Regions from separate parts of the Homo sapiens genome. Here region 1 is linked to region 2. Evidence: read pairs that join two places in POLR2A ChIA-PET (ENCODE). Cell type or tissue: GM12878. All regions are shown on one strand. Links, peaks and the distances in the headings refer to the core of each region. The heading gives the core; the rest is flanking DNA.

Evidence for each region. ChIA-PET counts read pairs that join two places held together with the same protein. Peaks named below come from ENCODE experiments on the same cell type or tissue, not always from the same donor. Only the 100,000 strongest peaks of a DNase experiment are listed, where the experiment ranks them.
Region 1: POLR2A ChIA-PET joins it to region 2 with 14 read pairs; 3 of 35 experiments call an interaction of 5 or more read pairs at or near these places.

Annotation. Positions count from the first base shown.
Region 1 is chr2:138,528,579-138,544,272 of GRCh38, reverse strand. The region is part of intron 1 of SPOPL (speckle type BTB/POZ protein like); the gene reads right to left. Among named protein-coding and RNA genes, the nearest start is that of SPOPL, 35 kb to the right of the region's middle. In GM12878, for the core only: no CTCF peak of the experiment used is centred there; a DNase peak (open chromatin) is centred at 7,822; H3K27ac peaks cover 1,197 bases.
Region 2 is chr2:138,710,730-138,726,423 of GRCh38, reverse strand. All of the region lies in intron 1 of NXPH2 (neurexophilin 2), which reads left to right. Among named protein-coding and RNA genes, the nearest start is that of NXPH2, 62 kb to the left of the region's middle. RefSeq lists an enhancer at 13,745-13,834. In GM12878, for the core only: a CTCF peak has its summit at 10,020; no DNase peak of the experiment used is centred there.

The sequences.
Region 1 (15,694 bases), core at 4,455-12,454, 180 kb after region 2:
TCCCTGTCTGACAGCCTTGAAGAGAGCAGTGGTTCTCCCAGCACGCAGCTGGACATCTGAGAACAGACAGACTGCCACCTCAAGTGGGTCCCTGACCCCCGAGTAGCCTAACTGGGAGACACCCCCCAGTAGGGGCAGACTGACACCTCACAAGGCCGGGTACTCCTCTGAGACAAAACTTCCAGAGGAACGATTAGGCAGCAACATCTGCTGTTCACCAATATCCGCTGTTCTGCAGCCTCCACTGCTGATACCCAGGCAAACAGGGTCTGGAGTGGACCTCCAGCAAACTCCAACAGACCTGCAGCTGAGGGTCCTGACTGTTAGAAGGAAAACTAACACAGGAAGGACATCCACGCCAAAAACCCATCTGTAAGTCACCATCATCAAAGACCAAAGGTAGATAAAACCACAAAGATGGGGAAAAAACAGAGCAGAAAAACTGGAAACTCTAAAAATCAGAGCGCCTCTCCTCCTCCAAAGGAACGCAGCTCCTCACTAGCAACAGAACAAAGCTGGATGGAGAATGACTTTGACGAGTTGAGAGAAGAAGGCTTCAGACGATCAAACTACTCCAAGCTAAAGGAGGAAGTTCAAACCCATGGCAAAGAAGTTAAAAACCTTGAAAAAAAATTAGACGAATGGCTAACTAGAATAACCAATGCAGAGAAGTCCTTAAAGGACCTGATGGAGCTGAAAACCAAGACACGAGAACTCCGTGATGAATGCACAAGCCTCAGTAGCCAATGCGACCAACTGAAAGAAAGGGTATCAGTGATGGAAGATGAAATGAATGAAGTGAAGTGAGAAGAGAAGCTTAGAGAAAAAAGAATAAAAAGAAATGAACAAAGCCTCCAAGAAATATGGGACTATGTGAAAAGACCAAATCTATGTCTGATTGGTGTACCTGAAAGTGATGGGGAGAATGGAACCAAGTGGGAAAACACTCTGCAGGATATTATCCAGGAGAACTTCCCCAATCTAGCAAGGCAGGCCAACATTCAAATTCAGGAAATACAGAGAATGCCACAAAGATACTCCTCGAGAAGAGCAACTCCAAGACACATAACTGTCAGATTCACCAAAGTTGAAATGAAGGAAAAAATGTTAAGGCAGCCAGAGAGAAAGGTCAGGTTACCCACAAAGGGAAGCCCGTCAGACTAACAGCTGATCTCTCGGCAGAAACTCTACAAGCCAGAAGAAAGTGGGGGCCAATATTCAACATTATTAAAGAAAAGAATTTTCAACCCAGAATTTCACATCCAGCCAAGCTAAGCTTCGTAAGTGAAGGATAAATAACATCCTTTACAGACAAGCAAATGCTGAGAGATTCTGTCACCACCAGGCTTGCCCTAAAAGAGCTCCTGAAGGAAGCGCTAAACATGGAAAGGAACAACCGGTACCAGCCACTGCACAAACATGCCAAACTGTAAAGACCATCGAGGCTAGGAAGAAACTGCATCAACTAAAGAGCAAAATAACCAGCTAACATCATAATGACAGGATTAAATTCACACATAACAACATTAACCTTAAATGTAAATGGGCTAAATGCTCCAATTAAAAGACACAGACTGGCAAACTGGATAAAGAGTCAAGACCCATCAGTGTGCTGTATTCAGGAAACCCATCTCACAGGCAGAGACACACATAGGCTCAAAATAAAGGGATGGAGGAAGATCTATTAAGCAAATGGAAAACAAAAAAAGGCAGGGATTGCAATCCTAGTCTCTGATAAAACAGACTTTAAACCAACAAAGATCAAAAGAGACAAAAAAGGCCATTACATAATGGTAAAGGGACCAATTCAACAAGAACAGCTAACTATCCTAAATATATATGCACCCAATACAGGAGCACCCAGATTCATAAAGCAAGTCCTTACAGACCTACAAAGAGACTTAGACTCCCACACAATAATAATGGGAGACTTTAACACCCCACTGTCAACATTAGACAGATCAACGAGACACAAAGTTAACAAGGATATCCTGGAATTGAACTCAGCTCTGCACCAAGCAGACCTAATAGACATCTACAGAACTCTCCACCCCAAATCAACAGAACATACATTTTTTTCAGCAGCACACCACATTTATTCCAAAATTGACCACTTAGTTGGAAGTAAAGCACTCTTCAGCATATGTAAAAGAACAGAAATTATAACAAACTCTCTCAGACCACAGTGCAATCAAAGTAGAACTCAGGATTAAGAAACTCACTCAAAACCACTCAATTACATGGAAACTGAACAACCTGCTCCTTAATGACTACTGGGTACATAACGAAATGAAGGCAGAAATAAGGATGTTCTTTGAAACCAACGAGAACAAAGACACAACATACCAGAATCTCTGGGATGCATTCAAAGCAGTGTGTAGAGGGAAACTTATAGCACTAAATGCCCACAAGAGAAAGCAGGAAAGATCTAAAATTGACACACTAATATCACAATTAAAAGAACTAGAAAAGCAAGAGCAAACACATTCAAAAGCTAGCAGAAGGCAAGAAATATCTAAGATCAGAGCAGAACTGAAGGAAATAGAGACACAAAAATCCCTTCAAAAAAATCAATGAATCCAGGAGCTGGTTTTTTGAAAAGATCAACAAAATTGATAGACCGCTAGCAAGACTAATAAAGAAGAGAGAAGAATCAAATAGACACAATAAAAAATGATAAAGGGGATATCACCACCGATCCCACAGAAATACAAACTACCATCAGAGACTATAAACACCTCTATGCAAATAAACTAGAAAATCTAGAAGAAATGGATGAATTCCTCAACACATACACCCTCCCAAGACTAAACCAGGAAGAAGTTGAATCTCTGAATAGACCAATAACAGGCTCTGAAATTGAGGCATTAATTAATAGCTTACCAACCAAAAAAAGTGCAGGACCAGATGGATTCACAGCTGAATTCTACCAGAGGTACAAGGAGGAGCTGGTACCATTCCTTCTGAAACTACTCCAATCAATAGAAAAAGAGGGAATCCTCCCTAACTCATTTTATGAGGCCAGCATCATCCTGATACCAAAGCCTGGCAGAGACACAACAAAAAAAGAGAATTTTAGACCACTATCCCTGATGAACATTGATGCAAAAATCCTCAATAAAATACTGGCAAACTGAATCCAGCAGCACATCAAGAAGCGTATCCATGATGAACAAGTGGGCTTCATCCCTGGGTTGCAAAGCTGCTTCAACATATGCAAATCAATAAACGTAATCCAGCATATAAACAGAAACAATGAAAAAAACCATATGATTATCTCAATAGATGCAGAAAAGGCCTTTGACAAAATTCAACAACCCTTCATGCTAAAAATTCTCAATAAATTAGGTATTGATGGGAAGTATCTCAAAATAATAAGAGCTATCTATGACAAACCCACAGCCAATATCATACTGAATGGCCAAAAACTGGAAGCATTCCCTTTGAAAACTGGCACAAGACAGGGATGGCCTCCCTCACCACTCCTATTCAACATAGTGTTGGAAGTTCTGGCCAGGGCAATCAGGCAGGAGAAGGAAATAAAGGGTATCCAATTAGGAAAAGAGGAAGTCAAATTGTCCCTGTTTGCAGATGACATGATTGTATATCTAGAAAACCCCATTGTCTCAGCCCCAAATCTCCTTAAGCTGATAAGCAACTTCAGCAAAGTCTCAGGATACAAAATCAATGTGCAAAAATCACAAGCATTCTTATACACCAATAACAGACAGAGAACCAAATCATGAGTGAACTCCCATTTATAATTGCTTCAAAGAGAATAAAATACCTAGGAATCCAACTTACAAGAGATGTGAAGGACCTCTTCAAGGAGAACTACAAACCACTGCTCAATGAAATAAAAGAGGATACAAACAAATGGAAGAACATTCCATGCTCATGGGTAGGAAGAATCAGTATCGTGAAAATGGCCATACTGCCAAAGGTAATTTATAGATTCAATGCCATCCCCATCAAGCTACCAATGACTTTCTTCACAGAATTGGAAAAAACTACTTTCAAGTTCATATGGAACCAAAAAAGAGCCTGCATTGCCAAGTCAATCCTAAGCCAAAAGAACAAACCTGGAGGCATCACTCTACCTGACTTCAAACTATATTACAAGGCTACAGTAACCAAAACAGCATGGTACTGGTAACAAAACAGAGATATAGACCAACGGAACAGAACAGAGCCCTCAGAAAGAATGCCGCGTATCTACAACCATCTGATCTTTGACAAATCTGACAAAAACAAGAAATGGGGACAGGATTCCCTATTTAATAAATGGTGCTGGGAAAACTGGCTAGCCATATGTAGAAAGCTGAAACTAGATCCTTTCCTTACACCTTATACAAAAATTAATTCAAGATGGATTAAAGACTTATTAGACCTAAAACCATAAAAACCCTAGAAGAAAACCTAGGCAATACCGTTCAGGACATACGCATGGGCAAGGACTTTATGTCTAAAACACCAAAAGCAATGGCAACAAAGACAAAATTGACAAATGGGATCTAATTAAACTAAAGAGCTTCTGGACAGCAAAAGAAACTACCATCAGAGTGAACAGGCAACCTACAGAATGGGAGAAAATGTTTGCAATCTACTCATCTGACAAAGGGCTAATATTCAGAATCTACAAAGAACTCAAACAAATTTACAAGAAAAAAACAAACAACCCCATCAAAAAGTGGCTGAAGGATATGAACCAACAGTTCTCAAAAGAAGACATTTATGCAGCCAACAGACACATGAAAAAATGCTCATCATCACTGGCCATCAGAGAAATGCAAATCAAAACCACAATGAGATACCATCTCACACCAGTTAGAATGGCGATCATTAAAAAGTCAGGAAACAACAGGTGCTGGAGAGGATGTGGAGAAATAGGAACACTTTTACACTGTTGGTGGGACTGTAAACTAGTTCAACCATTGTGGAAGTCAGTGTGGCGATTCCTTAGGGATCTTGAACTAGAAATACCATTTGACCCAGCCATCCCATTACTGGGTATATACCCAAAGGATTATAAATCATGCTGCTATAAAGACACATGCACACATATGTTTATTGCAGCACTATTCACAATAGCAAAGACTTGGAACCAACCCAAATGTCCAACAATGATAGACTGGATTAAGAGAATGTGGCACATATACAACATGGAATACTATGCAGCCATAAGAAATGATGAGTTCATGTCCTTTGTAGGGACATGGATGAAGCTGGAAACCGTCATTCTCAGCAAACTATCGCAAGGACAAAAAACCAAACACCGCATGTTCTCACTCATAGGTGGAAAATTGAACAATGAGAACACACGAACACAGGAAGGGGAACATCACACACCGGGGTCTGTTGTGGGGTGGGGAGAGTGGGGAGGGATAGTATTAGGAGATATTCCTAATGTTAAATGATGAGTTAATGGGTGCAGCACACCAACATGGCACATATATACATATGTAACTAACCTGCACGTTGTGCACATGAACCCTAAAACTTAAAGTATAATAAAAAGAAAAAAAAAAAAGAAAACAGCTAAGAAGGTCCTAAGCTGGCTGACATTGCTGAGCCAACAGGAAGTGAAGACTAAGGCAGAGTTGCAAATGGCCTGGCTAAGCACTGAAGAAGTGATCCAACAGATAGGCAATGTGAAAAGACTGGAAGAATATTTTTAAGGGTTCTTGTGTATGGAAATCAAAAATAGGTTGAAAGTGAAAGGATGAAAAAAGGTATTTCATGCAGAAGAGAGCTGGGTGGCTATGCTACCATAAGACAAAACAGACTTTAAGTCAAAAATTGTTATGAGAGACAAAGGATATTATCTATTGATAAAAGGGTCAATTCATCAAGAAGGTATGACAAGTACAAACATATATACACCAAATAATAGAGCCCCAAACGATATCAAGCAAAAACTAACAGAATTAAAGAGAGAATAGACAATTCTACAATAATAGCTGGAGACAGAAATACCCAACATTCAATGATGCAGAGAACGAGGAAGATCAATAAAGAGATAGAAGACTTGAACAGCAGTATAAAATAACTAGACCTAACAGCCATTTCACTCATCAACAGTGGAACACACATTCTTCTCAAGTGCATATGGAATGTTCTCAAGGACAGACCATATGCTACCGAGGCCACAAAACAAGTCTCGACGAATTTAAAAAAATTTAAATTATACAAAGTATCCTCTCTGATTGCAGTTGAATGAAACTATAAATCAGTAACAGAAGAAAAAATTTTAAAATTCACAAATGTGGAACTACCAAAACTGACTCAAGAGGAAACCGAAAATGTGAACAGACCCCCATAACCAGCAGAGACTGAACCACTAATGAAAAAAACTTTCAGCGTGACAACTTGAGGAGTTCCATGGACATACTCCCCAGAAAATTTGGTGAAAAATATAAAAACACTGCTGGAAGCACAGAACAAATGAAGAAACATTTATTCAAGAAAATTTAGTAGAGACTATGAGAAAAGTGAGAGTCTGTGGTCTTTGAACCAGGAGCTGCTCTGTCCTAACTCAAGGAGTCAGAAACTCCACTCTAGACTGGTGTAGCCATAAGCACTGTGTTCCCTCTTCCAACAGGTCCAGTCAATGTCCTCCTGTGACAGGAAGGATGTCAACATTTCTCATCCTGCCTCTAAGGGAGAAGACCACCCTTCATATTGTCTTGTGCCCAATTTCTGCCTCCAAAGAAAAAAGAAGTAAAAACTAAAAGGCAGAAATGAAATCCACAGGCAGACAGCCCGATGCCACGCCCTGGGCCTGGTAGTTAAAAATCAACCCATGACTGAACTGCTTGTGTTATCTATAGATTCCAGACACTGTATGGAAAAGCATTGTGAAAATCCCCGTACTGTTCTGTTCCGTTCTGATTACCGGTGCATGCAGCCCCCAATCATGTATCCCCTGCTTGCTCAATCGATCATGACCCTCTCACGTGGACACCCTTAAGAGTCATAAGCCCTTAAAAGGGACAGAAATTGCTCACTCAGGGAGCTCGGTTGTTTGAGATGTAAGTCTGCCGATGCTCCCAGCCGAATAAAGTCCTTTCCTTCCTCAACTCGGTGTCTGAGGGGTTTTGTTTGTTTGTTTGGCTCATGCTGCTACACCTCTAGCTACTTAATGCTGATGTTACAGGTGAATGAAACCAAGAGGTAAGGGGCTGGCTCCCTTCTTCAAATCTGTCACTGCCGGAAAGGTGGAGGCTCTACTTTGGGCATGGTGCTGTCAGGGTACCAATCACTGCTGTCTTGGCTTGTAAACTGTGGGTTCCATACAAAGAGCGTGAAGATAAGAAGAACTGAGGCTACTGCCTCCCTCCAGCACAGCTCCTACAGTAGAGATACACTGGGAAAGAAATACCATTGTTCCTTCCTCCTTACTCCAGAGCCTGGGCTTGGAGATGTTTGCCTGTGGAAAGAAGTGGACCATAAAGCAGACTGCTTTTAATCTCTTCCCAGAGAAAAGAAGTTCATTTGCAAGGAAACAGGCAAGCATGATCTGAAAAACAGTAGAGGCTGTGAGAGGCAAATGAGAAGAGACTGGAGGAATCAATGGATACAAAGGCTAAACTACAGGACAGCTGATTTGCCCAAAAAAAAACAGGAAAAGACACAGCTGAGAGGAGCCCACCTGGATTCGGAAGAAATTTCAGGCACTGACTTAGGGAACTATTTCTTCAAAGGAAACCAAAGTTGATGAGTCTGCAGAACAACATAATGCCCCAGGGCATTGTTGAAAACAGTGCAATTAGCACTAGATTAATGGACCTTAACAGATGTGAGTAGTCAGGCAAAAAGAAAGCCCTGCCAAACCACCATCACCCAGGGTAACTGGGAATACCCAAGGCTGCTTCCCCAGAGGTGCAACATCAGAGGCTTAACACTGTGTGCGTGTGTGTGTGTGTGGGGGGGGGGCACTAAATAGACTCCACTAAAACAGTCCATAAACAAAATAAGCAAGAAGCAACAGCATGCACTGGAAGGAAGAAACCAGTTCCAAGAATTTCTCAATTTACTACATAAAATATCCAGCTTTGAATAGAAAATTACGAGGCATGAAAAAACAGAAAGTATGACCCATATGCTGGGGAAAAAAACAGATAACAGAAACTGTGATTAAACTTACATGTTGGATTTAACAGACAAAGCATTCCAAATAGCCATTAATAAGTATGTGTAAAGAACTAAAGGAAATCATAATTAGAGGAAGGTATGATGACAATGTCACACAAAAAAAATAAAGAATGTCAACAAAAAGGTAAAGGTTATTTTTTTTAAAAGAACCAAATAAAAATTCTGGAGCTGAACCATATAACTGAAATGAAAATTCACTAGAGGAGGTCAACAGTAGATATGAACAAATAGAAGAATTAGTGAACTTACAGACAAATCAGTAGAGATTATACAATCCAGACAGAAAAATATGAAGAAAAATGAACATCTTCAGAGAACTGTAGGACATTATTTTAAGCACACTGACATGTATATAATGGGAGTATCAGAAGGAGAAGAAAGACAGAAGCAGCAGAAAAAGATAACTAAAAAAAATGGCTGAAAACTTCTCAAATTTATTGAAAAGCAATAATATACACATTTAAGGAGCTCAATCAACTCCAAGTAGGTTAAATGCAAAGAAACCCACAAACACATGGATCACAGTAAAAATGCTGAAAAAGACCAAAAAAAAAAAAAAAAAAGCTACTAGAATGGCTATTAAAAAAAAAAAAAGGAGTGGGGAATCACCTGCATTGACGAGGATGTAGAGAAACTGGAATCCTTGGACATTGCTTGTGGAGATGTATAATGGTTTAACCGCTGTGGAAAACAGTTTAAGGATTCCTCAAAAAATTAAACATAGAATTACCACATGATCCAGCTATTCTACTCCTAGGTATATATCCAAAAGAACTGGAAACAGGTGTTCAAATGACTGAAACATAAATGTTCTTTGCTGCAGTATTCACAATAGCCAAAAGGTTACTAGCTAATAATCCATTCATTGATGGACAATCCAAATGTTCATCAAGCAATAAATGAATTTTTAAAATGTGGTACATGTACACAATGAATTTTCCTTTTTTTAAACAGTGTCTTGCTCTGCCACTCAGGCTGAAATACAGTGATGCAATCACAGCTCACTGCCCACACCTGGGTAATTTTATTTCTTATAGACACAAGATCTCACTGTTGCTCAGTTTGGTCCTGAACTCCTGGGCTCAAGAGATCCTTCCAGCTCAGCCTCCCAAAGTGCTGAGATTACAGGTGTGAGCCATTAAGCCTGGTCACACAATGAAATAATATGTAGTCATAAAAATAAATAAAGTATTGATGCATGTTACAACATGAATGAATCTTGAAAACATTATGCTAAGTGAAAGAAGATAGGCACAAAAGGCCACATTGTATCATTTCACTTGTTTTAAATATTGGGCAGATCCATACATACAAAAAGCAGATTAGTAGTTGCCAGACCTGTGGGGAGGGGGAAATGGTAAGTAATTGGTTATGGAGTTTCCTCTGGGACTGATAAAAGTGTTCTGGAACTAGACAGAGGTGCTAGTTGCACAACACTGTCAATGTACTAAGCCATTACGGAACTGTACTTTTTAAAAAAGTAAAAATGATAGATTTTATGTTATATGAATTTTGCCTCATTTAAAAAAAATACCTGCACATAGAAGTCCATATGCACATATATACACATTTCTTTTGTGATTAAAAAGTAATCAAAGTTGTCCCTTTGTTTCCATGGGAGACTGATTCCAGGACTCCCATGGATACCAAAATTCACAGATGTTCCAGTCCCTTATACAAAATGGTATAATATCTGCATTTGATATACACATATCCTCTGGTATCTTTAGATCATCTCTAGATTACTTAACACCTAATACAATGTAAATGCTATGTAAATAGTTGTTATACTGTGCTGTTTTATTAGATTTTTTAAATTGTTGTATTGTTAATTTTTTTTCCCATATATTTTTGATCCACAGTTGGTTGAATCCTCAGATGCAGAATCGGTGGATACAGAGGGTCAACTCTATAAAACACCTTCTATAACTATTGAGTCTATATTAGCCACTATTAGAGAATAAAGTACTAATCGTTATTTTTAATCACCCAAAGGAAAAACTATTGTTTCTTTAAAAAATGTCTTCAATTTTGCAGTATATCAAGTGTGTTAGCTATCAAGCTTCTAGACCAATAAAATATATAAATTATCCAGCAAAGTAGGGTTAAAAAAAATCATGCTGTCTAAAGAGCATTATCAAAATTTTATCCAGTTATAAAATGAGACTGATGTTTATGAGCTACGTCTTTCATTGTCATCTGCAATCAGCTCATTCATCTTCTAGGAGGTAGCTTAATCAATTGTGGTTTAATTATACATACAGTATTTTTGTTTATTAATTCTACAATTAACAAATGGTAAATTACAATTTTGAAATACTACCATATTTATGCTAAAAGTCCTCTGAACTGCTTCAGGATGTTATAACAAAATACTGCCTGAGGTCAAAACAACTTTATATATATGATGAAAAAGAGTTAATATAATATATAACATATAATGTTCAACAGTTTTGCTAAGACTGTACCAGGGAGAATAATTAAGATTCTAATAAGTGTTTATAAAGGTGATAAAATAGTAATACACATATAAATTTCTTAAATCTATTCAAATTAAGTATACGATGACTTTAGGGAAATACAATGAACATTTATTATATGCTTAGATATATCATGCACTCTAACGAAACCTGGGGTATGAAGATAAATAAAACACATTCCCTACTCTTGGCAAAAACTATAACATAGTAGAGGATACAGACACGGAGATATTTTGAATATGATAATATGAGAGAGTACTGTAACAGTGATAATGAAGCACTTCAGGACACAGAAAATGTCCTGAAGATATTCCCTGAGCTGTATTCTATAGGAAGCAAACAAGATTATAGAAAGACCACAAACAATAGCATAGACTTTAATAACAAGAGCTATATACTGAGACCAATGTGAATCAGTGCTTTGCCATGAATTCTGTGATCTTATAGATACTGGGCCTCTCCTTTGTTTATTAAATTATTATAGCACCTCATTGCCCTATGGTTGCTGAGTGGATAATAGGAAATTTTATACATATACACACCCTTAGCACAAAGTGAGTACTGGAGTAGAAACAGTAAGTAAAACTTTACTGGTGACAGTTGATGGTACAGATGGGCAGGGGAGATAAGCCTGGTAATGATCAAAACAATTAATGTATATAAAAAGTACTTAGAGGCTACCATGGGATGTTCTGCTTCTGGGGATAATGGAGTAACTAGCAGGTAAACTAAATTCTGCTGAGAAATAGAAAAACTTGAATAAAAATAAGTATGTTTAAAGGTATCTAGAGCTGCTCAAGCAATCAGGACAAAAGGTCACAAGATTCTAGAGAAGGGAGAACAACCTAAAGGTGGGCTGACATTTCAAGTCATTACAGAAGTAAAAAACGAAAACAAGGCCCAGAGCTGTGGCTCATGCCTGTAATCCCAGCACTTTGGGAGGCCGAGGCGGGCAGATCACGAGGTCAGGAGATCGAGACCATCCTGGCTAACACGGTGAAACCCCGTCTCTACTAAAAATACAAAAAAAAAAAAAAAAAAAAAATTAGCCGGGCGTGGTGGTAGGCGCCTGTAGTCCCAGCTACTCGGGAGGCTGATGCAGGAGAATGGTGTGAACCCGGGAGGCAGAGCTTGCAGTGAGCCAAGATCGTGCCACTGCACTCTAGCCTGAGCGACAGAGCGAGATTCTATCTCAAAAAAAAAAAAAAAAAAAAAAAAGCGAACAAAAATAAATAAATAAATTGGGCTGACAGACTACAGCCACTTTTCTCCCCAAGAATATTTGCAGATTCTAAGCATAATGCAAGAGCGAGAATCCACACTTTACCCAGACAGAGCCACTGCCATGGGGTGAAACTATCAGCAAAGATTCTGTTGGCCTTACGGCGCTGGAGATAAAACAGGATATCCAAGGGGCTAAGATCCTGGTGAGGTGCTCTTTAAGACTTCTGCCAAATGCTGACTTTGCATGCAGCAGGAAGCCAAGAGGCAAAGTTTTCAGACGTCTTATACTGCAAACAAGACAAGGATTAGAGTTGAGATTTGCCAGAGACAGTGTCCCAAGAATTTAAGACTCTAAATTGAAATGCCTGTAAAGTAAAACTAGACTGTATGAAGACAAATCAAATGTACAAATAGCCTTAAAACAGTCTTGATTCACTTTAGTCCCTGATTGGATAAAAGTTATCAGCTCCCACACTAACATGTCTAAGAAAAGAAAAAATAAATCCTGTCTAAAAGATTATCATCTGGAGCCTTTACAATTTTTACAATGACAGTTATTCAATAAAAAATTATCAGGCTGCCAAAAAACAGACGCTTATGAATAAAAGCTAGGAGGAAAAAAAAACCCAACAGGCAACAGAGTTTTACCAATAATTTAATTTTAAAAGAATCAAATGGAAATTCTAGAACTGGAAAACAACTGAAATTACTACTTAATATAAGTTGAATAGACTAAACAGCAAAAGGTAAGACTAGAAAACTTTTTAAAAGATCAATGAAGGTATTTTCACTAAACCAGAGAAAAAAATATAGGTATTACAAAGAGCCTAAGGCAAACGTGAGACACAGTGCAAGAGTCTAACACCTACTTAGTGGAGTCACAGAAGAAAAAGAGAGAAGCAATATTTGAAGAGGTAAGTAAGAATTTTCCAAAACTGGCCAACGAAAAATTGTAATATCTTGGGGCTTAAATATAAGTAGAATTAAAATGCATGCCAACAGTAATGTAAAAACCATGAGGGATAAATGGAGTAAAAAGTGTTCTTCATGGGGAAAAAGGTATTCTAAGGTTTTAGCATTCTTGGGGAAGTGGGGTAAAAATAATGATTGGCAGTAGCTCAAGTAACTCCATGAAGTATACTGTAATCTCTACAGTAACCACTACAAGAAAAGACAGCATAACTAAAAATAAAATAGATTTTTAAAAGGAGAGAAAAAGGGAAAGATTGTAAATAAGTATATAATTATATTATTTATAATTACATTTATACATAAGCCCAAATACTCCGTTAGACTAGATCAAAATCAGAATTTATTAATGTAATTTAGCCCATTAACAGAAAAAGGAGGGAAAAGATCACTTTGATAGTTGCAGAAAAAGCATTTGATAAAATTCAGTACCCATTCAAGATGAAAACGCTACAAACCAGGAATAAATCCTTAATTTTAAAAGTGTCTTAAAACACACACACACACACACACACACACACACTCACTCTACAGTAAGGTTTCCCTGAGAAACGGGAATGAGGCAAGAAGACCACTACTACCACTTCCATTCAACATGTACTAGAGGTCCTATCCAGTACCTTAAGGCAAAAATAAATAAATGAAAAGCATAAGAATTGGAAAGGCATAAAGAAAACGGTCACTATTCACAGTTAACATGCTTAAGTCAGACACACTAACAGGAATAACAAGGAAGTTTGTCAAGGATGCTGTATACTAAGTCAGCATATAAAAATCCATTATATTTTTATGTTAGCAACAATTGGAAAGCAAAAATTTTAAAAGATACCAAAGTATAATTTAAAAGTCTACTTCCTAGAAATAAATCTAATGAAGGATGCCATCTTTACACTGAAAACTACACAATGATATTAAGAGAAAGTACAGGTAAGCTAAATTAATGAAGGGATATACAGTATTCATAAATTAGAAAATTCATTATTCTAAAGACATCAATTTCAATATATGCAGACTGACTTCAACCATTGTGGAAAACAGTGTGGCGATTCCTCAAAGACCTAAAAACATAACTACCATTCGACCCAGCAATCCCATTACTGGGTATAGCCAAAAGAATATAAATTATTCTATCATAAAGACACATGCACACATGTGTCCACACACAGTGAACATATGTTCACTGCAGCACTATTCACAATAAAGACATAGAATCAACCTAAATGCCATCAATGGTAGACTGGATTAAAAAAATGTCATACACCACAGAATACTACACAGCCACATAAAAGAACAAGATCATATCCTTTGCAGGAACATGGATAGAGCTGGAGGCCATTATCTTTAGCAAACTAACACAGGAACAGAAAACCAAATACCACAGGTTCTCACTTGTAAGTGGCAGCTAAAAGATGGAAACACATGGACACATAGCAGGAAACAACATACACAGGGGCCTATTAGAGGGTAAAGCGTGGGAGGAGGGAGAGGATTAGGAAAAAGAACTAATGGGTACTAGGCTAACTAATACCTGGGTAACGAAATAATCTGTACAACAAACCCTCATGACAGGAGTTTACCTATATAACAAACCTGCACAGGTACCCCTGAACTTAAAATAAAAGTTTAAAAAAATTATGTATTTTCAGACTAACATATAAACTCAATGTAATAACAATAAAAATCCCAATGCTGCTTTTTGTGGAAACTGACAAGTTGATTCTAAAACTTACATGGAAATGCAAATGGGTCAAGAATACCAAAGCAATCATGAACAACAAAGTTGAAAGACTTAGAAGTAGAAAACATAAACCTAAAATATAGCAACTGTAATTATGACAGAGTGGTACTAGTGGAAAAACAGAGAAGTTGACTAATGAAAAAGGAGAATGCAGAAGCGCGCGCGCACGCAAACACACACACACACACACACACACACACACACACACAGGCACATGCATACACACACACACATACCTACACAAACAGTTCATTTATGACCAAGGTAACAATGAAGTACAATATGGAAACGGGGTGGTCAAAAACATATTCAAAAGGGCCATAAAGAATACATCATATTCATTATGGCTTTATAGAAGTACACAGAGAAAAATGATACGAGATGGGTATTACTTATTGGCTTCCTATGAGCCCAATTATGCAAAGAGCTCTACTATTCCAGCAGGTGCTTCCTAAGAGGGACAACCATTTCTAGTAGCTAACTTCTCTCTGCAAGTATACTTTCTACTCATTCCAGCAAGCCACTAACAAACTTCTTCACCAAGAGCTTTCAACTCATAATTTTTCTCCCCAAATATTACAAAGAGAACTATTTTGAAATTTGTTTTATAATAATCTGCTTCACAGCCAACTTTGCAGAAACTTATCTGTACTATAAGGAAGGGGCTATCTAAAATGTATAAATAACATTTTCCTGAAGAGAGGCAATTTAAAAACGATGAGAACAGATTTTTTCTAAAGGTTTTCAATATGCCAGGCTTAAGTATTTATCTAATTGATTCTCAAATTAACTCTAAGAAGAAGATAATAACTGCCTCTATCAATATTATAGATAAGTAAACTAGGTCGCAAAAATGCAAAGTAACCTACCCAAAGTCTTAGCACTAAAATTTGGCAGTGCTTGACTGGATTTGAGTCCAAGCTTACACTAAATTCTTTAAGACATGTCCTTTCCAGCATGTAAGTAACAGATAATGCTTAGTTTTAATAACCCAGAACAAAAGGGAGTCATACTGTCTTATCAATTCATATGTGACAAAGTATACAGTTTTTCTAGTAATTTTCTGATTTCTAGATACCTGAGTCACATACTGCACCCAAGACGGAACTTTGAGAAAAATGCATATGGT
Region 2 (15,694 bases), core at 5,006-13,005:
AGTAACACAATTTCTGCATCTTGGTTAACAACCTAAGAGGAAATAAATCAACATTATATTAATTAAACTCTAAGTTGGCAGGCCGACCTGGTGGCTCACGCCTGTAATCCCAGCACTTTGGGAGGCTGAGGCGGGCAGATCACTTCAGGTCAGGAGTTCAAGACCAGCCTGGCCAACGTGGTGAAATCCCATCTCTACTAAAAATATGAAAAAATTAGTTGGGCACGGTGGCAGGCGCATGTAATCCCAGCTACTCAGGAGGCCGAGGCAGGCGAATTGCTTGAACCTAGGAGGTGGAGGTTGCAGTGAGCTAAGACTATGCCACTGCACTCCAGCCTGGGCAACAAAGCAGGACTCCATCTCAAAACAAAAACAAAATGAAACAAAAAGCTTCTAAGTTGGCCACGCTTTGGGAGGTGTTATGAATGCTGAAGAGAAAAAGTCAGTATGCAAAAACCTAGAATATCCAGATATAGTCAAGGAATTGCAGCACAGAGACAAATTCTTACATCCTGAAACAAGAATATAAATGGAGATAATGTGAATGACATTACTGGAACAATGATAATACTTCTTACCTATGCATTTGAAAATTCTTTACATACAGTAAATGGATTTTTTATGCAGGGGAAAATAAGCACAGGGAGACTGTCAGAGAAAGCCACTGATCACTGAAGCTGGAAAACATAATTCACCGTCAGAAGATGATTTTTAAATACAAAGAACAATTATATAAATAGTTTGGTGGGATGAATATGGGATAAACTTAAGAATAAAAATCAGTGCATCTACAATGCCAAATATTATGTAACATAAGTCTACAACATCTTTCTGTCCCAACCTTGAATTAAAACTCTGAAGAAAATGGTTTCATTCATGAAACCATGATTTTAGCTTCTGTTAATGAATGACTTGCCTTTAAGCCAAAAATTATTTATCGAATCCGACACTCATGTGAGAAATCCTAACTTTATGGATTCACCTCCTTTCTCAATCCTTCCCCAAGAAGCTCACATCTATTACAGATTGGTATAGATCTGAGTAAAATGCAATGTAAGGGAAGATCTGGGTTCAGAGGGTAGATAAATGTATGAGTTTGTCTTATCTATTTTGGAATGCAAGCTCAGTGTCCATTTAACATAAAGCATCAGCTGAAAAAGTTAAACATCAACCACTTTGTAAATATTTGTAATGAATTACTTCAATAACTGCACATTTTAAAACTCACAGAGGATTAAAGTAGTAGGATAAAGTATTCCAATAACTAACTGTCCTCCTAACTCTTCTATGAAGTAAACAATCTTTGTTTATATTTGAGACTACATTTAAAAGCAAATATAGATTTGTTTTAATCGTGCTATGTATTGGTTTATCTTTCTCACTGTTCCCATTTGTTAATGCAGAAAATACTGAGTTGTCCATAATTGTGGAGCACCAGAATAAGGGAGAGCTCAGTAGCAATCAGAGCACACAGCAAATGTCACCATTGGCATAGCCTCTTCCACTCACAGACTGATTTTCAACTGTGCGTAATGGTATTTATTGTGTATGAGTGCCTAGTTTCAAAGAGAGCATGGAGCATAAAGCATGTTGCAGAATAAGCACTCTGTTGCTGTTTGTTTAATTAACTAATTGATTAATAACATTTATCTTCTTGAGCTACTAACAGACACACATTTGGACAAAAAAACACACACATATATGCACAATTATGAGGAGTAGAGTTTCACTGTTTCGCCACATCTCCTTTGCACTGAAGCAGTCATATGTTATGAGCTACTCAGTGTCGTCAACACCCTGTGAGGCTATTCTTTTGTTAAAGGAAGAAATAATAAATAGTTCCAGGGGAAAAATGGTTAGGATGAAAAGAACAGGCATCCAGCAGTGAACAATGACCTGTTGAGCTCTGCCCCACAAAGGGATTAGGCTATTTGCATTGTTTGTAAGCACACAAGCATGCACACACACACATACAATCACCCCATTTGACAGCAGTGGTTTGGTGATCAGACCTGAGTTCATTACTTCCCATAGCCTCATCACATCCTGCAGTCTCTGAAGACATGATACTGATTGGCAGAAAACAGAGTCATGCTAAATGGATGCAACATTCCCTAAAGTTGATAGAATGTTCTGCCTACAACTGTTCCTGATAAAAGTATTGAGAAACCATGACATGCCTTTGCATGGACATGGATGGAGCTGGAACTAACACAGGAACAGAAAACCAAATACCACATGCTTTCACTTATAAGTGGGAACTAAATGATGAGAACACATGGACACATAGAGGGGAACAACACACACTGAGGCCTTTCAGAAAGTGGAGGGTAGGAGGAGGAAGAGGATCAGGAAAAATAACTAATGGATGCTAGGCTTAATACCTGGGTGATGAAATAATCTGTACAATAAATCCCCATGACACAAATGTATCTATGTAACAAACCTGCACATGTACCTCTGAACTTAAAAGTTAAAAAAAAAAAAAAGAAATTATGACCCGAATGGTTTAGGAGCAATGGTGAAATAATCCGGGGGAAGTCAGTGTCAAATACCAGTCAGCAATGGAAAATGTGCTGGGAGGAAGGCTAGGGGAGGCCAAAAAGCCTGGAATCCGTGGCAGCTCAGCTGCACCCTGCTGTCATGAAGTAACAGCTGTGAGGTGTGGGCGAGTGGGTGAGCTTCTCTCCAGCACCACCTCTGAGAAGCGGAAATAATGATACTCCACCTGCAATGGTACTGTGACAATTCCATTGAGTACCAGGGTCCTGGCAGGAGGCGAGGCCCAATAAATGTCAGTTTCCTTTTATGAAGTAAAGCCAGGGGGCCTGTGAGATGCCCACCCTAGAAAAGACTAGGGCCAGGGTTCCACATGGAGATAGAACTTGGGAAAGCAGGGCTTTAGGAAGAACCAAGACTGCTCCCCTCACAGTTGGCTTAACATAAAAACTTCACTCAGAGAAGAGTGTCCTCATGGCGTAATCATTGAGAACTAGATTTCAGGGATAGGTTTGAGCCAAATGGGCTGATTTTTTCCCCTCAAATGCCAAGTATTCTGCTAAATACACTCAACCATGATTTTTCATTCATATTCCAGTATGTATAATCTTCAATGAATTTTTTTAAAATTTCCCCCTCCTGGAACTAAATCCTCTGCCACTGCTGTTTGCTTTTCAAGGCTTCATTAAAGTTCCTTGGATGAGGGCTTTGAGCTTTGAGAAATGGACCCAGTTTGTTTGTCTGCTTGCTTGCTTGCTTGCTTGTCTGTTTGTGTTGCTTAGCTTTGCTTTAATGTGAAACCCTACAGTAAATCTCCTCAGTCTTGTTGTGGGAAAGAAAATATCTTGTCTCAAGCACTTTTTGCCTTTGCTTGCCCTGGCAATAGATATAAAATAATGTGGTACTTAACCTTTTTGTTTTTGTTCACCCAGAAAACAAGTAGACAAGGACACAGCAGGCAATAAGCAATGGCTGAAAAATCACCCAGTGCCACTCTTGACCAGATTTTGCATATGTTGAGCACTTGCAGAGGCCTGAGCTACAGAGGCCAAAGAACCTCAAAGGAAGGTGGAAAGAACTGATGTTTTTGAGTAATTGTAGGCACTTTATTTACTTTGTTTTATTCTTACAAGACCAGCCAAAATCTCTTGAGCAAAGATCACACCTTGGCAATCCATCGGCACATGCTATCAGCACCACCTTCTAAACGTTATCTAGAATATAACCACTGAACACCTCTTCCACCTACTAGCCTGGACTGGGCCTTCTTCGTTGTTCAACTGGAATCATTGCAGGAATTCCTTAACTATTGGAAGATCTCTCCTCCCACTGTCCCCTACAGTCTGCACTCAACACTGCAGTCTTAGGGATCTTCAAGCCAGTTAGATGGTGCCTCTCTTCTGCCCAGGACAGCTTCCTGTTGCTCTGGTCAGTTAGAGAAGATCCTGGCCTGGACGCTTGCCCATGCTTACTGGGTGAGTCTTCACGCTGCCCTGCCCAGGCTCCGCTCCAACCACACATACTTCCTTGATTTTCCTTCCCCCAAGCCCAGCTTTCTTCTGCTGTAGGGCATTTGCATTTGCTGTTTTCTAGGCATGGAATTCTCTTTTTCCAAAATGTGTTCAAAGCTTATTTTCTCACTTTCTGCAAGTGTGTGTTTAAATATGACCTTCTCACGGATTCCTTTCTTGACCACCTTAAATAAAAAGCAGTTCTCAGTTAGTTTCTATCCTCTTGCTCACTTTGCTCTTTACCATCAGTAGCATTCTTTAATATGTATTTGTTTATTGTTGTTCTGTCTACTTCTACTAGTGAATTTCATGAGAGAGACACTAACAGATGAGACTGACTTTCTGAGAGAAATTAATTTACCTACTTATAGCATAAGTGGAGCAGCTAGCATTCAACTCCCAGTCTGACTGTCTGTAGCCTGTGCTCTTTCTACTGAATCAAGCAACTGACTTTGAAGCAAAAATAGCCATGCTCCCGCCATTGCTATTGTAGGTCTGCAAATTCAATAAAGACAGAATACTCAAAGCACACTACACTTTCATATCTACCTGCTGCATCTAAATCCTGCAAACTTACAGGCATTATCCCACTTGCTAACAAGGTTACTCAGCCTGGGGAAGTTTAAAGCTTTATCAGTTTTAGGTTTGCCGAGAGAGAAGAAAGGTAAGAAAGCGAGGCTGAGCCTAGCAAGGGCGATTCTTTAACTCCCATAGTTTGTGTCTCTTCTGTAGCTATTAAACATAGTCTTTTTCTAAATTAGTTTTTTTCCCTACATACATCATATCTCTTCCATTGTGACTTAAAAAATAAAATAAAATGATCCTCCTGCCTACAGTTTTACCACACAGCCCTACCTCCAAATTCCTCCAGTACATCCTCCATATTGTTGTCAGGAGGGTCTTTATAAAACATGAATCTTATTATTTTGCTCCATTAAAAAAAAACAAACTTCTATAATATAAAATCATGATTTCATGACCTAGCATATAGACTCTTTCCAATTGAATTCCTGTGTTCCTCTCAGTCTTCTGGCTGGCTCAGCTTTCCCCACCTCTGGCAATTTTTTTTTTTTTCAGACGGAGTCTTGCTCTATCTCCAGCTTGGAGTGCAGTGGTGCAATCTCGGCTCACTGCAACCTCCACTTCCCGGGTTCAAGCGATTCTCCTGCCTCAGCTTCCTAAGTAGCTAGGATTACAGGTGCAGACCACCACGTCTGGCTAATTTTTGCATTTTTAGTAGAGATGGGGGTTTCACCATTTTGGTCAGGATGGTCTCGAACTCCTGACCTTGTGATCCACCCACCTCGGCCTCCCAAAGTGCTGGGATTACAGGCCTGAGCCACCACACTCAGCCCCTCTGGCAACTTTTAATTTCACAATACAAAAGTATTTAATAATGCCCTGCATGCGTCCTTCAGTTTCACATTTACACACTTTCTTCTACTGCAGGCACTCTTAAATACTACCTTCTCTGCCCTATTTCCATCTGTTTTGCATTTTGGATTATCATTAATATCTAGCATCTCTTGAGAGACTCCAATGTGTCAGGCTTTGTCCAAGGGGCTTTGTATCTGGTTTAATGTTCACAACAGCTCTACTCAGAAGCATTTATCTATGTTTTACAGATAAAGGAACTGAAGCTCAGAGACCCCAAGATCCTATAACTAGAAAATGGGAGAACAGGGATCTGAACCGTATTTTCTTGCCACAGCGCCAGTGCGTGTGGAGCCAGCCCCCTGTGCTGCCGTGGCTCCTCTGCACCCAGGATTACAGTTCCTTCAAAGAGCTGCACACTCCTCACTGTCAGAGCCTTTTCTCTCTCTTTGTAGCTGCAGTGCCTCAGTGACCTGGTCATCCATTTTGCAGTGACATAAATAGATTTAATTTATGACTGTCAATTACGTCTTCACACCAACAGTCCTGGGGCAGTCAGCCCTCACTCTTGACTACGTGGCCTTGCCTCTCACCACCCCTTCAGAGCAGCCGAAGAAATGCCTGCTCTTCACCGAAGTTTGTTTGTTCAGTTTATAATGACCCTGGTCAGTGAACACTGCTGTCTGTAAATACTCATGTTTCGTCATGGCCTGTGAGAAAGTTTACAAGCATACTTGTTTTCTGTTACTGAGGATTGTATGTAAGAAGACAAGACTCTCCCAGTCATTGCTTTTGTTCTTCATACCATCAGTACGAGACCTACTTTGCATTGTCCTTCCAGTGGTGGCGATTGACCTCTGCTGATCTAACCATATAGCCTCTGTTTTTTTTTCAAGTTTTTTTTTTTTTAACCTTAAAACTGCATGTTTCATCTAATCCCAGAACATTTCAATAGATTTGTTTTTTATACTGGATTGAATGATTTGAAAGTTCATATGGAAAAATAAATGCAAGAATTCCCAAGAATGTATGAGGGAAAAAGAATAATGAGGTGGTACATGTAGTACCATATATTGAAATTTGCTTTAAAGTTAATGTAATAATTTTTTTATAAAAAGCTATTTGCACAAGAAAAAGTAAATAGAGCAGTGGGATAGAATCAAACCAAGAAACGTATATAAGTACATGTGGGATGTTACAATATGAAAATGAGAGTGTTTCCATTCCATGGGAAATAGTTTAATAAATAATACTGGCATTATTTGGCTATGAAAAAATAAAGACTAATTTTAATAATATATTTAAACATTCAAAGTTTTGTGGTTTTTGAGGGGATGAGGTCTTGCCATGTTACCCAGTCTCCAGACTAGTCTCGAACTCCTGGGCTCAAGCGATCTTCCCACCTCAGCCTCCCAAAGTTCTGGGATTACAGGCATGAGCCATAGCTCCCTGCCCATTTAAAGTTTTAAATGAAGAAAGTAACACTATACATTCATATACTTGCTTTTCTTACTTTTTAAGAAAATTACCTTTGTAATTAAAAAGTATGAAAGTTATTTAAAAGTAATATTTACATATTATGTATTATATTTACTTATTACAAACAGTAAAACAATTCAGAAGCTTGAAAAGTAAATTCCGAAAGACTCCTTTCTTCGCCTGTACCCTCAACCTGTAGCTTCTCCTTTCGGATATTTTTAAGTGCATTTACTTATATACATGCACACAGACATATAAAGAATTTTCTTACCTTTATAGGGATGATACTCTATTTTGCAAATTCTTTTTTTTACCTTAAGTATATATAATTGTGGATAATCTTCCACAAAAATATATATAGACATATCTCATTCTTTCCAAAGACCACTCAGTATTCCATTATATAGCTCTACTTTGAGTTATTTAAGTAATCTTTTATTAATAAAGGAGCTTGTTAATCAAAAATGAAAAGCTGTCTTTCTTACTGTATCTCTAATTCTCTCCCCAGGAATAAACATAAACAAGTGTTTTTGTGTTGTAATTTTTCTAGGGTTATCATTACAATTTACATTACATTTTCCTCTTCCTCCCCCACCCCCCAACTTTAGCAAGTAGCTATTGACTTCCAGATTTAGAAATTCTACACTCTAGTGAGACTGTGTCTCCCGTCTCCTGTACTTCCCTTTATCTGCTGTTCTGGGGCTATGATTATGTATTCCATGTGTAGTCTATAGGTTAATTCAAAGCTTTTGAACCAACTTTAAAAAGGCATTAATGGGATTATGCTTTTATAAATATTTACTACAGAACCAAGTTATGCTATTGGATTTATAGAGAATTAAATATATCATTAAGACACTTACCTTTAGCCACTCATAGGATAATGCCCCAGGCATCAAGGTCCAGTGGCTTCTCTTTTCATTTCCTTTTAGTTTTCTCCCTTTTCAAGTCATATTCAGCTGCTACCTTTCTGACTCATAATATATTTCTTTCTCAGTTGTTCTGCTGGACAGCCTTTTTGAGTAATGTTTTTGGAGAGCTTGTGAGGGCAACAAGCTTTCTGAAACTTGTATGATTGAAAATATTACATAAAAATTGTAGTTTCAACATGGAATTCTAAATTCATAGTCATTATCCCAGAGAGGGTTTTGTTTGTTTGTTTGTTTGTTTGACAATCTTTGCTTCTTTGAGTTTTAGTGTCCACTGTTGCTGAAGGGAAATCTGTTGTTAATTCTCCTTCCTTTATAAGTGGCCCCATTTTTTTCTCTCTCTTAGAAATTTTTTAAATTGTCTTTTCACTAATTTCAACAGTATGTAAAATTTAAGTATGTGTCTTTTCCCCATCAAACTCACTTAGCCTTGGTGAGGACTTCAATATGAGTGATCTAATTTTTCTTAAACCTAGGATATTTTCATTTCATTATTTATTATTATTATTCTCTCCTCCATCCTCTTTCCTATCTGTTCTCATCTCTTAGAACTTTTTTTAGTCAGCTACTTAACTTCCTGAACCCATTTTTTATGGTTTTACTTTCTCTTTTATTTCTTATGGCATTTTTGGTTTTGGTTGTTGGAAATTTCTTTGCTTGAGCTTCTAGATCAATAACTTGATTTTCAACTCTATTATAATGTTTGAGAGGTCTAATGACTTTGATTTCAGCAATCTTATTTTAATTTCCAAAAATTTCTTTCTTGACTTGTTTTGCAGTACAATTGCCTTCCTAATCTTTCTAAGGATAATATTTAGAATTTTTAGAGTTGTTTTTGATCCATTTGATTCCTCACATTTCTATTGATAACATTTAGAATTTTTAGGGTGATTTGGGATCCATTTGATTCCTCAAATTTCTTTTGATCTTTTGTTCATATTTCTGAAGCATACAGGTTGCTGCTCTGGTCTGGATGTTTCTGTCTCCCCAAAATTCATACATTGAAATTCTAACTCCCAAGGTGATGGCATTAAGAGGAAGAGGCTTTGGGAGTTGATTAGATCCATCACAAAAGGGTTTAGTGACCTTTTTCCAAGAGAGGTGCTTTTCCCTTTCCACCATGTGAGGATAGAGCAAGAAGGCACCATTTGTGAACCAGAAAACAGGCACTTACTAGATACCAAATCGGCTGGCACTTTGATCATGGATTTTCCAGCTTCCAGAACTGTGAGATGTTTCTGTTGCTTATAAGTTACCTGGTTTATGGTATTTTGTTATAGCCAAAACGGACTAAGACAGTTGCCTTGAGATGCCATATCATCAATACTGTTAAACGTTCTCCAGGTGATTCTCATGTGGGATAAAGCCATAGGAATGTTGCTACAGGGTCATAGGGTAGGTGTATGATTATGTACATTCTTCTTCACCTTGTCTTTGGTCGTTTAATAACATATCCTGCATATTTTTCCTTATCAGTATATAAAAAGCTCCTTCCTTCTTTTTTACAGCTTCATAGCACTCCATTGTGTGATGGATCATTGTTATTTCACTATTTCTCTGTTGATTTGAAAACTGTGAGTTCCAAATATCACACCAAAGAATTCTTTCTTTTAATTCTGTAGTGAATAATCTTATCCATCTGTCATTTCAAACATGTGCAGTTATACCTGCAAGATAAATTCTTGAGAGAGGAATTGCAGGCTCAAAAGTTAAGTGTGTTATTAATTTTGGTAAATACCAACCAATTGCCCTTCAATTTTAAACATGAGGAAGCAGCCCCAGAAAGATGAGGTGATTTGATCATACTTTCTTAACAAGTTTATTCCAGGGTGGGAACTAGAACCATCACCTCAAAACCTTAAACCCAGTATTTTTTCCACTGTGTCATGCCGCTTTTCACTGTGCTTTATGAGCAGAAACAATAGCTACATCAGTCAATTGGGTGGAACCGATCATAAGGGGCTACTCAGGATAACAGGGATAGGTATCTAGAAAAGGACCGAATACCTGTTGTCTTAGTCGTCTCAGGCTGCTGTAACAACAATACCACAAACTGACGGGCTTAAACAACAGATGTTTATTGCTCACAGTTCTGGAAACAACAGATGTTTATTGCTCACAGTTCTGGAGATTGGAAAGTTCGAGATCAAGGTGCCAGCAGATTCAATGTATGGTGAGAGTATTCTTCCTGCTTTGCAGATGGCCGTGTTCTCAATGAGGCCTCACATTGCAGAGAGAGGGAGCTCTAGTCTTTCTCTTTTTATAAGAGCACTAGTTTCACCCTTGGGACTCCACCTTCATGCTCCCATCTAAACCTAGTTTCCTCCCCGAGGCCCGGTCTCCTACTACCATCCATTTTATGGGGATATAAACATGCAGACCATAACATCATGGTTTCAAGAAATAATAAAAAGATATATCCATATGAAGATAATGCAACATAATGTTGCTATTTAAAAAAATGGAGTTCGGTATGCTATGAAGTGTAAGGAAATTTTGGAGAGAGAAATCAGAGTAAGAAAAACTAAAACCAGAAACACCAGAGATAATAGCAGTTTTTCTCAACTCCCAAAGAAGCTTCCAAAGAAACTCCAAGTACAAAGTCAACAAGGACAAAGAAAAAAGTAGATCATCAGGCAATTGCCAATATATGTAAGAATTAACTTTAGAATAGTTGGTCCAGCTATTTCCCTAGCCCTCACCCCACCCCAGGACAGAGAGGCTACTATATAGCTGGCATGGAGAGTTCCTGCCCTTGGTATAAAATTCAAGACCTGTTCTCTGTTGAAGAGGTGGCTGATGAGACTGGGAAGGGATTCTAGTAAACATCCTGGACCTGGGAAGGAAAAGAAATGGAGATTTAGGTGACTCTAGACCTCTAGAGGGAAAATATAAAGGAAACAGCTTTGTCCAGAAGTAGAAACAGGAAAGCCCTCTACCGCCAGAATAAGGATCTCCTTCTTCGGCTATTGTAAGGATTCCCAGCCTCCTGTCTGCTTCTAGTCAGTGTGCCCTCCTGGGAAACCCACCTGTCCACATGCCCCACCAGTGACACAGAGGTGTTCTCCCCTCCAATTCAGAGGAGAAAGCACTTGGTAAACAAACCCTGGTTTATTTACCCTGATAAGCAGGGTTATGTTCACTTTGTTATAATTCACCCTGCTATTGTGATGTTTGTTATATTCAATACATTTATTTAAAAATCTGATGTATGGACACACATTATGACAAATTAAATCTAGAGGAAGGGCTCAAAAAATTCCCTGCAAATAATTATAAGTCGCAGCCAAGGTTGAGAAACTCTACTCTAAATAACTGGACTAAATAGTTGTATGTATCCAGTATAAAATAATCTCTGCTTTTTAAATATTGAGTTGATAGTGAAAAATCAAACTCTAAACTCACTTAATAGATAATAAATATTGTGCCAAGAGAGCTATTAGCTTATAGTCAATTATAGTAAATATCCAGGGATTCAAGTAAAAAAACAAAGTGACTGTAGTGAATCTACAATGAAATAGAATTCTTTTTAGCATGCTCGGATGAGAGTACCTAGAGTTGATAGAACACCAATGCATCCATCACTCATGATTAACCCATATTTTGCTTCAAATTTCACTTCTAAGTTTTACTTTTCCACTTTCCCATTGATGTTCAGGAAATTTACGGTAATGTGTCTACTCATGAAATTCTTTTAGTCATTCTTGCTGAATTATCATCTGTACATTAATGTCATTCATCAGTTCTGGAAAATACATATACACATATTATGCCATTATATGTTATATTATTTGACATGAATTCAAGTTGTTTAGGTACATAGTCTAATTTCTTTCAGGCACTGGACTTTTTGCTCTTGTGTTCTTTTGCATGAATCCGTTGAAACAAATTAGATAATTTGGTATAAGGATATAGTGGAGCAAAGTAATTCAATGAAATTAACACCATTATCCCAGAAGGTGGACTTGGATCTTCAGTACCTTTTTTCTTGGATTTTTTTTTATCAGACCAGTAATAGAAGTGTGTGTTATTTCCAATTTGTAGGGAAGCGAACACAGTCTGCCTGCTTCCTGTCTCTGTGTTAGATAGAGGAGTCCAGCAGTCACTCATTGAATATAACCTTCAAAAAGACTTTAAGGTTCTTCCTAAGGTGTGGAAATTGGAAGTCTTCTAATTAATGAGAAAAGTTACCCCATTTCTAGTAATTCAGAGATATTCAGGATATGAAATTTAGCTTAAAAAGATATATCCATTATTAAGTGGGATATAGGACAGGAGCTTAATAAATATTTGTGGAATTAATGAAAATACAAATAACTATTTTTTAAATAGGGAGCCAAAAATACAAAAATATAACTACTTGTAGGGATCTTATGCTGAGATTTTATTTGCTCTTTTGCTTAGCATGCCCTCTGCCCCTATGTACGCACATACCTACAGCAAGAGAGAAGCAGAGTTAGAAAATAAATTTAATTTATTCTAGTATGAATTTTGAGAACTGAAATAACCAATAATAACCATACAAATGGGCTATTTATTGTATTAGGACATATATTTAAGCTGCTACACTTTTATGACAATAAGAAAAAAGAAAGAAGCTCTTCTTGCTGATTTTTTCTGTTTTGTTTTATTAGTTGTAGTGAAATTTTTTTTTTTTTGCTTTTTTGTTTGTTTCTTTGTTTACATAACTTGTGAGTGGTGCACTGAATAGGAATGTGCCAATAGGAACTAATATTTATCTAGCAAGCAGATAAAAATCAGTATCTGGAGGATTGTTCAGTAATTTACGCTGAAAATAGAAAGGTTTGATAAGGAACACATTGGATTCCCCTGATGAGTACGTTGTGATTTGGTGCGAAACAAAAGGCTGGAGAAGCTCCCCTCTGTCCCTGCTGTCCTGTCGCAGTTCTACTGCCTGGTCCCATGGCCTCATCACAGAACACACATCATGAGGCAGTCTCTGGAGATCCTGAGCAAACAGAGATTTTGCACACCAATTTGCAATTAAAACACACACACACACACACACACACAGAACGTTTTCTACAGTTGACTTTAAGTGCTGTTAAAGCCAGCTTTAGAAAGGGTTTTACATATATCATGTTTTCCTTTCCTATATTCATTTTATTTCTCTCACTGAAATCAGGAGATGAATCCTGAGCACACTGGATAACCTAACACCACGCAGCAAAGCTCTGAGTGAAGTACACTGGGCTTTTATCTTGTCTCCCTTCCTTTGGAAGCTTCTAAAGATGGCTGGGGGACAAATAATCTGTCACTCCCAACGTACAAAGGTCCCTCTTCAGACCGTTTGGGTCAACAACAAATCCTCCTAGAAAATTCAGCATGCTGTCCTGTGACTGCTGAGGTTCAGTGCTTGAATCAAGGGAGGTCAGACCCAAATCCAAAGGGCAGCTGGCAGGAGCCCAGTCGCAGATCCATCTCAGAAGAACCATCGGCAGTGGGGAAGTAGATCCTGAATGGCCTTTCAATTCAGGCTTCTCCCAGAAGGAGGCCCCTTGGGACTTAGCAAGGACTGTTTCTCTATAGTCAATTACTGAAGACCTGGAAGCTTTGGATAATTAATTTAGTTTATTTCTTCATTCAGAAGATTTTCTTGAATAACCAACACTTAAAAATCATGTGAAGACCATCACCAGTGTTAGATATAGCTGAGAGAAGAAAGAATTGGAAGGAATTTATCACAAGTATTTACTAATACAGCCCCTGTTTGCTCCTTTTCTCAATAATATTGGCTGAACACCTGCTGTGTGCTAGGCCGTGTGTGACATAGACCATCGTATAAGGCCTTGGTCTAGTCTTCATGGAGTTTTCCATTCACACATGAAGATAAGAGCTGAACCCAAGTGTTTATAGTGCAGTGGACTTTGTGGTCAGAGGCACAATAGCCAATGCTTTGTGGAACAGTAAAGTAACTCTCAAGAACATAGGAAGGGGGTGAGGGGAAGGAAGCATTGCCTTCTGGGAGTTAAATCAAGCAGGTATACTTAGACATATTTAGTGGTTGAATTTGGTCAGGGGATAAACCAAAGATACTGTGCTGCCACCGAATTTGGGGGAAGCAGAACTGCACTTGAAGGCTCCTTAGTATCCCAGGGTGGGGGGCAATGTTGTGATGATTGTATTGTTGGCCATTCTGAGTAAAACTGAGTCAACATGTGGTCAACCCAGAGAGGACAGAACTCCGAAGTCCAGAAACAGGAAATGATCTTTGGCCTAAGGTTATGAGCAGTTCAGCCTCTGTGACAGAGAAATTCCTGTTTTGACTCATCAAGCCAGCAGTTTGGTTTGATTCCACACTCACTAAAAATTCTGATTCTAAATTGGCTTCTGGTTCAGGCCTATCCACTGGGGAGAGACTGTTTTACTCATGTAATGCACAGACTTCCATCCATGAAGGTTCTAGCTGTTGCTGTAAATTAATTAATTTAGTGGCATTCTGCGATGCACGTGCACACACACACATCAGTTCCATGAGCTGATGTGATGTGTATTTATTCCTGAGAGGCAGTTCTGCCCAGGATGTGCTGCTCAAAGTTAAGTGCCTCAGCCTACTAAACTGAAGATCAGATACTGGCCTTGGTGAATGTCCCAAGGTGCTATGAAACCACTTGGCAGCCAGCCATCTGCCCTCTTCTAGTGACACCCCAAGCTAACTGGTTGCTCTTTAGATGAAACTAAACATAAGCCAAATGGTACAAACTGTGCCAGACCAGCAGAGGATGTTCATTTTACTTCTAGCTAGAGTGATCATGGAAACACTATCCTTAAACAAAACGTAGAAGTTCATTAAGCAAAGAACGGTGTAAATGAGAACCACAAAGGCCATGTCATGAGGCAGACACAAAGGGATGTGCCCAACATGGGCAGTCAGGAGCTGGAGGGGACATGTCTGTTAGGAGATATCATGGAAAAGGTGGACTGGGCTTTTGTGGGAGGCCTGAACTGCTAGAATCATCCTTTTGAATCACTGAGTAGGAACTAAAGAACAATTGATAGGTTTGAGTAAAAGAATCTGCACTGTATATGATACTGCAACCAAAGACGGATTCAATTCAAGTACAATTTAGAGGCAGACACAGGTTTGCAAGCTGTTGTCATGAGATAGCCAAGGCATCAAGTAGGATGGAGGCAAATGGATGAATGAAAGGAAGGTATAAGAGTGACAGGGGCCGGGCGCGGTGGCTCACGCCTGTAATCCCAGCACTTTGGGAGGCTGAGGTGGGTGGATTGCTTGAGGTCAGGAGATCAAGACCAGCCTGACTAACATGGTGAAACCCTGTCTCTACTAAAAATACAAAAATTAGCCGGGCGTGGTGGTGGGTGCCTGTAATCCCAGCTACTCCGGAGGCTGAGGCAGGAGAATCGCTTGAACCTGGGAGATGGAGGTTGCAGTGAGCCAAGATGGCGCCATTGCACTCCAGCCCAGGTGACAGAGCGAGACTCAATCTCAAAAAAAAAAAAAGTGATAGAAATGGGAAGGAAATTCCATTAAAGTGTCCATTAATTAGTGAGCTTTCCTCCTCTGGGTGAGATTTTTAAATAGAATGGTGCAGCGATAACATTTTGCAATATGAGAGTCAAAAGGAGCATCTCCCCTCATTTTAAGTGGGATCCGGCTCCAGGAAGATGGCAGCAAGATGACTGTGAACCAAGGAGCAGGGAGGACATTAGCACAGATGCTGAGTGGCCCAAGGAAGGTCGGGGAGAGACTGAGGAAGTCGGGGAAGCCAGCTTGGGTAAAGTGTTTGGCATGGGTGGTTTAGATGAGTTATGGAGTCAGAGGTGTGTTGGGCTGCTTCAGCAGGGTGGAAAACAGACGGCGAGTGAATCAAGGTTATGTTAGGAGAGTAATGAGGTCCAGAGCATAGAAACAGAAGT